Linked DNA regions of Homo sapiens: region 1 is linked to region 2. A link is a contact called in ENCODE Hi-C data. All regions are on one chromosome and are shown on one strand. Each heading gives the region's core, a stretch centred on a gene start or an enhancer-like site at or near the end of the contact. The rest is flanking DNA. Distances are from core to core; before and after follow the strand shown.

The links. A loop is a pair of places that touch in the nucleus more often than their neighbours do. Pooled maps may share reads with other maps.
Region 1: a map with no recorded cell type shows a loop between it and region 2 (4-fold over the local background). The contact joins the promoter of CLIC5 here to the enhancer-like site in region 2. A Hi-C loop is called at or near these places in 13 of 37 single-sample maps with no recorded cell type and 14 of 50 pooled maps.

What each region holds. Positions count from the first base shown.
Region 1 is chr6:46,014,316-46,018,043 of GRCh38, forward strand. It overlaps CLIC5 (chloride intracellular channel 5), which reads right to left and starts at 1,545. Exons shown (of 6, transcript NM_016929.5): 1 at 1,165-1,545. The coding sequence starts at 1,227. RefSeq lists enhancers at 658-1,502, 1,503-2,347 and a silencer at 1,196-1,245.
Region 2 is chr6:45,829,873-45,833,548 of GRCh38, forward strand. No RefSeq gene overlaps it. Among named protein-coding and RNA genes, the nearest start is that of CLIC5, 180 kb to the right of the region's middle. Within about 2 kb of position 1,664, at least 2 of the 41 ENCODE cell types and tissues checked have a DNase peak (open chromatin) inside an H3K27ac peak, as active enhancers do.

The sequences.
Region 1 (3,728 bases), core at 295-2,794, 180 kb after region 2:
TTTTGCAAACATCTATTTAATTAGCTTGTAGAGAAGGATCTTTTGGGCAAAATAACATTTTCCCAATTCCAGGGAATATTTATGCCTTTTAAATTCTGCCAGGAGGCCCCTGACAGGCACCAGTGACTCTTCCCTTCTCAGCGATCTGCATATTTCTAGGGAAACTTTGCACTGAGAGAGTTTTCCCCCTTTGTGAAAGGTCTTGGCGCCCAGGCAGTCCCCGACTTCCCCTCCCCCAAGTCCTGGCGACTGTTTCTGCTCAGCCCTGGAGGCTACTCTCCCGCAGCCTCAGGTTTCCCTACTTCTGCAGCGTCGGCACCAAGGGCTGATCAAATGTTTCTTTCTCCTTACACCGGCGGACCGGGAAACGCCGCCGCAGCCTCGCCTCCATCCTTCCTCCTACAGGTTGCAAATAAAGTACAGCAGCTCTGACATTAGGCAGTTTCTGTCCAAGGAGCAAGGTGACTTCATTTAATTTGCACTGTGCTCCTTCATCCCTGTCTGCATCAGGTTGAACGGGAGGCTCTCCCTACTACCAAACGCCTAACATTTCCTTGATACTGCCTTGAAAAATCATGATTATGACAAAAATAATAACGTCGGAGAATGGAGTGCTTGTTTTCTGCTTTGCAAGTCACCAAGCAAGAAAACACTTTTGTCTCCTTGGCTTTTATTTTAGGATCTCTGAGCGAAAGAGAGAAAGAGAATTTTAAGAAATGTCATTTTCGCTTTGCCAAAGATCATTGTGTCAATAACGTTTCTCTCCCATTCCTCCCCCTCCTCCCGTTTTAAAGGAAAGGTTCACGGGTCCAGCCAGGTTTCTGCCGCATCCCGACACCTGGAGACGTCTTTCAGGACCAGCCTGAATCGCGTCCGGGCTGGGCTCTGGACTCGGACTCGCAGCGGTGACAGCGGAGGCGGGGACGGGGGTGGACAAACTGCGGATCAACTCTCCGAGAAGACGGCCACCTGCCGGAACCTGCCTTCCTCCATTCCGCCCAGGAGCCTCGCAGCGGGGCGCTGGCCTGCGGAAAGGCCACGGGGGAGCACAGGGCTCCGCGCCGCCCTCCTGGGAGGGTCCGGAGTCCAGCGCACCCCGAGCCCTGGTGGGTGAGCCCGGCGGGAGGCGCGGCAGGTGCGGCGGGAGACTGGACCCCGACCTACCTTCACAAAGAGCTCGATCTCGGGGTCCCTGTCGTCCCCGTTAGCTGTCGCCGAGTCTGTCATGCCGTTGGCGCCCGGGGCTACCGTCCCGGGCCGGGGAGGCGCCACCTCTGCAGCACCTGGGCCAGCACTCTGCGCTCCTGCCGCTGCCCAGCGGGGCTCCTCTTCAGGGCGGTGTTTAATTTTTCACAAAACCATCTATTCTCCAGCCCGAGCAGCGGGGTCTGAGAGATCAGTGTCCCAGATGCTCACATGAAAAGGAGCGAAGCCGGGAGGAGGCGGGGGGCCACGGGGAAAGCCGGGTTAAGGGAATGACAACAGGTCGTGGGAGCAACAAGTGCCGGGCTGCCCGGAGGTGTCACAGGATCCGCGACTGTCAGCGATCCCGCCGCCGCCAACGCGCCCAAAATAGCCGGCGGCTGCAGGGCGGGGTCAGCCGGGCGGGGACGCGGCGGGGACACCCCGGCAGCTCGGGCCTGGGCCGGGCCACGGCCCCCCGCCCCAAGACCCCGCAGGGCAGGAGGCGGAGACAGAGCTGGTCCTGGCAAAGCCACCAAGGCCAAGAGGATGTCCTGGGGGCGGATAATGAGGCGAAGGCAGAAAGAGTCGAGGAGAAGGGGAAGGGGAAGAGGAAGGGGAAAGGGGAAGGGGAAGAGGAAGGGGAAAGGGGAAGGGGAAGAGGAAGGGGAAAGGGGAAGGGGAAGAGGAAGGGGAAAGGGGAAGGGGAAGAGGAAGGGGAAAGGGGAAGGGGAAGGAAGAGAGGAGATGGCTCTCAAGTCTTCTGTTTCTTTAATAAAGCGTCAGCTCCTCCGAGTTACTCCACTACCAGCCTTACCCACTTGGAAAGCCCTTCCTGTCTTAGTGATGCTCAGAACCCCCACCAAAAGGGGCATTTGCCATCCTTGGGCTAAGCAAAAGGAGAGTAGGGTGCTGGGGACGGGCAGGGCAGGGCAGGGGTGGCTCCTGGGGCAGAGGGGTGAGTCAACCCGGTCAGGTGCGGCTTCCATGCCTTTCAGCCTTCTGGGTTTGTTTATTTTTCTTCTCCCTTCTTTCATTTTCTTTCTATTTCTTCCTTTATTTTCTGATCTTACTTCATTCCCGTTCTCTTCTGGTTGTTTTAGTGAAGTAGGATGCAAACACAGAAAAGATGCACATATCTTAGGTGTATGCCTCAATGAATTTTCACAATCCAACCCACCCATGTAACGAGCGCCAGATGAAGAATAAAATGTTAGCCACAGCCCTAGAAGCTCCTCCTGCTCTCTCCTCTCCACATCTTTTCTCCCGTCTCCACTGTCCCAGGGTAACCATTATTCTGGCTTGTAGCAGCATAGGATCTTTTTGCCTGGAATGTTGGTGTCTGGCTTCTTTCGCTCATTACTATGTTTGTGAGATTCATCCATTGTGCTATGTGTAGTTGTGTATCATCCATTTTCACCGACACACTTACTTATTCATTCTTCTGTCAATGGACATTTGTGCAGGTGACTATCATGACTACTCTGTCACGAACATTCTCTCTATCAAACATCTTTTGGTTGGATTCACAGACACTTTTCTCTTGGATGTATACTTAGGAGTGGACTTGCTGAGTTGTAGTGTATAAGAATGCTCTCCTTGTGTAAACACTGCCATAGGTTTTCTAAAGTGGTTGCACCAACAGACATTCCCACCCTTCAGTTCTTTAAAAAATAATTATTGAATGTTTTGCACCAGAATCTGGTGGAATTCTCTTTGTCTTCTTTGCCTTCTCTTTAATTAATCCTGTTTGTGCTATGTCCTTCCTTACTAAAAACATGTATTTGTTTAATAGCTTTATTAAAAAATTTATCGCTTAATAAAAAAATAAGTAATAATACTTATTATGTGCTAGGCAAAAATGTTGAGCACTTTACATGTGTGAACTTGTATAATATTTACAAATAGTATAATGATCCCAATTTTACAAGTGGGGAAACTGAGACATGAAGTATTTAAGTAACTTATCCCTAGTCATTCAGCTAGGAAATGGTGAAGTCAGGATTTAAACCCAGACAGACTTGAGCCTGTCCTCTCAACTGCTCTACAAACTGCTTTTCTTAGTGCACACTATGGAAGTGCACACTTTGAGGAAACAAAGGCATGGTTTTAACGGTCTTAACAGAGATCAAAATCCCTTTCAGAATAATAGTTACATGAAATGAAAACTAAGGCTGCCACATGAATTGGGAAGATGAAGGAGCTATACAAGCTGTCACGTAAAGATACTATTTACCATGGTTGGGGTGAGGAGAGGAAAAGGCTTCATGGAGCAAAAGGCACTTTAGCTGAACCTTCCTGAAAGGTCAGGCATCTGATAGGCAAAGAAAAGGGAAAGATGTCCTCACTACCCTTTATGGCAGGCTGTGTCCCCACAGACTCTCAGTGCAAATTCCTCCTTCCTGAAGAAAGCAGTCACCAAGCCCAACGTGCAACTCTCTTGGTACATTATAACTTAATCAAGGTGATGTTTAATTGCTTTCCTCCTGCTTGGCTTCAGGCTTACATCACCAAAGCCTTTAGAGAAACAGTCACCTTCACAGCTG
Region 2 (3,676 bases), core at 414-2,913:
TCTCTTTTTTTAAACACAGAAGCTGGAGAGATTCTTTTAAAACCCCAGGCAGGTTATGTCACTCCTCTGCTCAACACTCTCCAGTGGCTCCTGTCTCAGAGAAGCCCAAAGCCTTGCAAGGCCTACCCTATTCAATTCCACGTCCTTCTGAATCCAGTCTGCATCCCTCCCAGTTGCTCTGCTTCAGCCACTCTGGCCTCAGGGCCTTTGCACTGGCTACTCCACTACCTGGATTACTCTTTCCCCAGTGATCTCTCAGCTCACCTTCTTACCTCCTTTGAGCCTATATCTCAATGGCACCCTCTTAGAGACACCCCTTTTTTTTCCTCAGCACTCCTCCTAACCCTTCTAGGCTTTGCTTTTTGCCAAAGCCCTTAGAAATCCCATATGTTTTGTTTATTCATTTATTTATCTGCTTCTCCCAGTGGAACTCCAGGGAGAGGGAGACTTTCGCTGTTTTGTTTACTACTGCACCCCCGGGGACTAAAACAGTGCCTGGTCCTTAGTGATGATTCATATGTGTTTGAATGAGATATTGAATAAAAGAATGAGTTCTCATTATATATTAGTATTTATGAGTCATGGTAAGTGCTGTGTTCTTGGCTTTACGGATGAAGAAACAGAGTCCCAGAAGATTTTGTGACTTGTCTGAGGTCACGCAGCTTGTGGTAGAGCCAGCTTTAGAACCCAGGGGCTATGACCTGCAGCCTCAGGTCTTTTGGGCAACCACTTCCTGCATTTCCATGCAGCTATTTCCAGGCAGGCACATACCCGGCTCTGACACGGACTCTGGACAGGCTCAATATGCAGATACACAGTCTTTCCCCGAAGTGAGAAGAGGGTACCACACTGCTGCTGTCATTTCCTGGACAGAGAAATGTGCATCTTGCCCGCTGGGTTCAGAGCAATAGTAATTACGAGAGTCTGGAGGGAAGTGAGAAAAGGTATCAGGGGCATTTAACAACCTTCACTGACCTGCAAATTATTATTTACAGTAACACAGAGCATTTCCTCTTCAGAGGCAAAGATGTAGAACATATCATATATGTGTCTTTCTTTTTTTCTTTCTTACTTTTTTTTTTTTTTTTTTTTAAAGAAGACTGACTTCTCACAGTGCTCTCCGGAAGCAGACAGAGAAGAGAAAGGGTTATTGGGCAGGTCAGAACGGACTTACCCTTAGGAGATGAAAGGAATGAATCTTCACTGTACTTTCTTAAATTCCTCCAGGAACTCTATGAAGATGATATTGGAAAACCTGAGAATCTCACTGTAAACTTTTGAGAGGCTGGGTCGGGTTTTATTTAACATGCATCTCCTGTTGATTCGGCACACTGCTTTGCAACAGCAGGTCTGGAGAAGTGTGTTCAGATTGACTGCCTGGGCTGGGAGGGGCTTTGGTTCTCATCTCTTCCAATCTCGTCCCCAGGATGTAGACCATCTGCTCATTCCTAGACTGCAGCTGCCAAACCAAAAACACGTCCACTGACTGGTAGCTCATTACCTATCACAGCAGCCCTTCTTTTTATACTGCTTATGTTGAACTACTGTCTTCTTCCTACAAGCTCCACCCTTCAGGTCTAGTTCTTTCTTCTGGATTGACAGAGGATAAATCTACTATGTTAGTAACAGATAAGCTTTCTTACATGAAATAGAGCAAGTTCTCCTTATCTCACTGGCTCTAAAAAGCAGAACTTGGCACCTAGCAGTCTGTGAAAGCAGGAGTTCCCTGAGAGTCCTCCCACAGTGTGTGTGTGTGTGTGTGTGTGTGTGTGTGTGTGTGTGTTTCTGCGTGGGGAGTGTGTTTCTAATGTGGTGGTGCAGAGTTTGACATTGGAGTCAAGCTTCTTGGGCTCATTTCCAGGCTCTATCACACAGCCCTGTGACTTGGATATGACACTTAGCCTCTCTGTGTCTCAGTTTCTTAAGCTGTAAAATGGGAAGAATAATAGTGACAACCTGATGGGATTGTTGTGATAATTAAATGTGCAAATGCCGTGAAGCATTAGTAGAGTGCCAACCTAGCATATACTGTGTGCCAATGATGCAGTGTCTTTGGGAGGATGTTCTGCTTCTCATGGGTTATAACAAGCAGAAGAAAGCCGTGGATCTGGGGGAATTGTCCCTTGTCCCTGGTGCCTTCTCCTTCAGTGCTTCTCTGTTTTCCTCCCTCTTTCTCCTCCCCTATCTGTTCCCAGGCCGTTCTCCAGTGGTCTAGTCCCAGTATACTGTTCTCTAAGCTGTACAGCTGCTTTTTCTATGCCTGGGGACACTTAGACTTTTTCACAGGGAACCAGGGAGATCCACAATTCTTCCAGGTGCAAAGGAGTGACTCTAAGGGTGACCTCTCAGTGTGGTGAGTGGGAAACAGGTATTCAGGGAACTGAAAGTAAAACCCTTCCCAGTACCCCTCACCCCACAACCACAAACACTCACCTACTTGGACCATTGATTGTGTGTGTCCATGAAGTCACATCTTCCTGCCACATGTTTTAAACTTGACATTTTCTACCTCGCTAAGTTGTGACAAATCCTTTGATATGGCCGAGAATGAATTGCTTTAAATTTAGTCGGAATTCGTGATACATCACATGAAATGAGAAGAAAGACAACCTGATCAACAAATGATATTAATGTTCCAAATTTTGGATGGGTTTAAAACTAAACATAAAGAGAGGAAACTGACAGTTTTTGTTTGTTTGTTTTTTGTTTTGTTTTTTTGAGACAGGGTCTCGCTCTGTTTCCCAGTCTGGAGTGCAGTAGCAAGATCTCTGATTACTGCAGCCTTGATCACCCAGACTCAAACCATCCACCCACTTCAGCCTCCCAAGTAGCTGGGACTACAGGCCTGTGCCACTATGCCCAGCTAATTTTTCTACTTTTAGTAGAGATGGGATTTCTCCAGGTTGTCTAGGCTGGTCTCGAATTCCTGGGCTCAAGCCACCTTGGCTTCTCAACATGCTGGAATTATAGGCATGAGCCACTACGCCTGGCTGAAACTGACATTTTTGAGGGCCTGTTTTGTACCAGGCCCTGTGCTATGTGATTAGCGTAACCCAGGGAGGGGTAGTAGTTGTATTCTCCCTATTTTCAAAGATGAACAGTGAGCTGCTCAAGGTTCACAGCAGTCACTTGAGCATTCCAACCCTAGTCAGTCTGCATCCAAAAGCAGAAGGTTTTGGGTTGTGCAGGCGGAATTTGAAGCCAATGATCAGGAGACTTGGTTTCTAATCACACAACAGGGCTGGGCTACTATTTCTTTCTTTCTTTTCTCTCTCTTTTGAGATGGAGTTTCACTCTTGTTGCCCAGGCTGGAGTGCAATGGCATGATCTCGGCTCATCGCAACCTCCGTCTCCTGGGTTCAAGTGATTCTCCTGCCTCAGCCTCCTAAGTAGCTGGTATTGCAGGCATGTGCCACCACACCCAGCTAATTTTGTATTTTTAGTAGAGACGGGGTTTCTCCATGTTGGTCAGGTTGGTCTTGAATTCCCAACCTCAGGTGATCCGCCCACCTCGGCCTCCCAAAGTGCTGGGATTATAGGCATGAGCCACCGCGCCCGGCCTACTATTTCTTCACATATAAAATGAGAATGGGAATGATAATATCCACCTCACATTCCTCCTGGGGTAGGTGAAGTTGCTTTTTAATCATTTACCTTAATTTATTTATAACAGTAA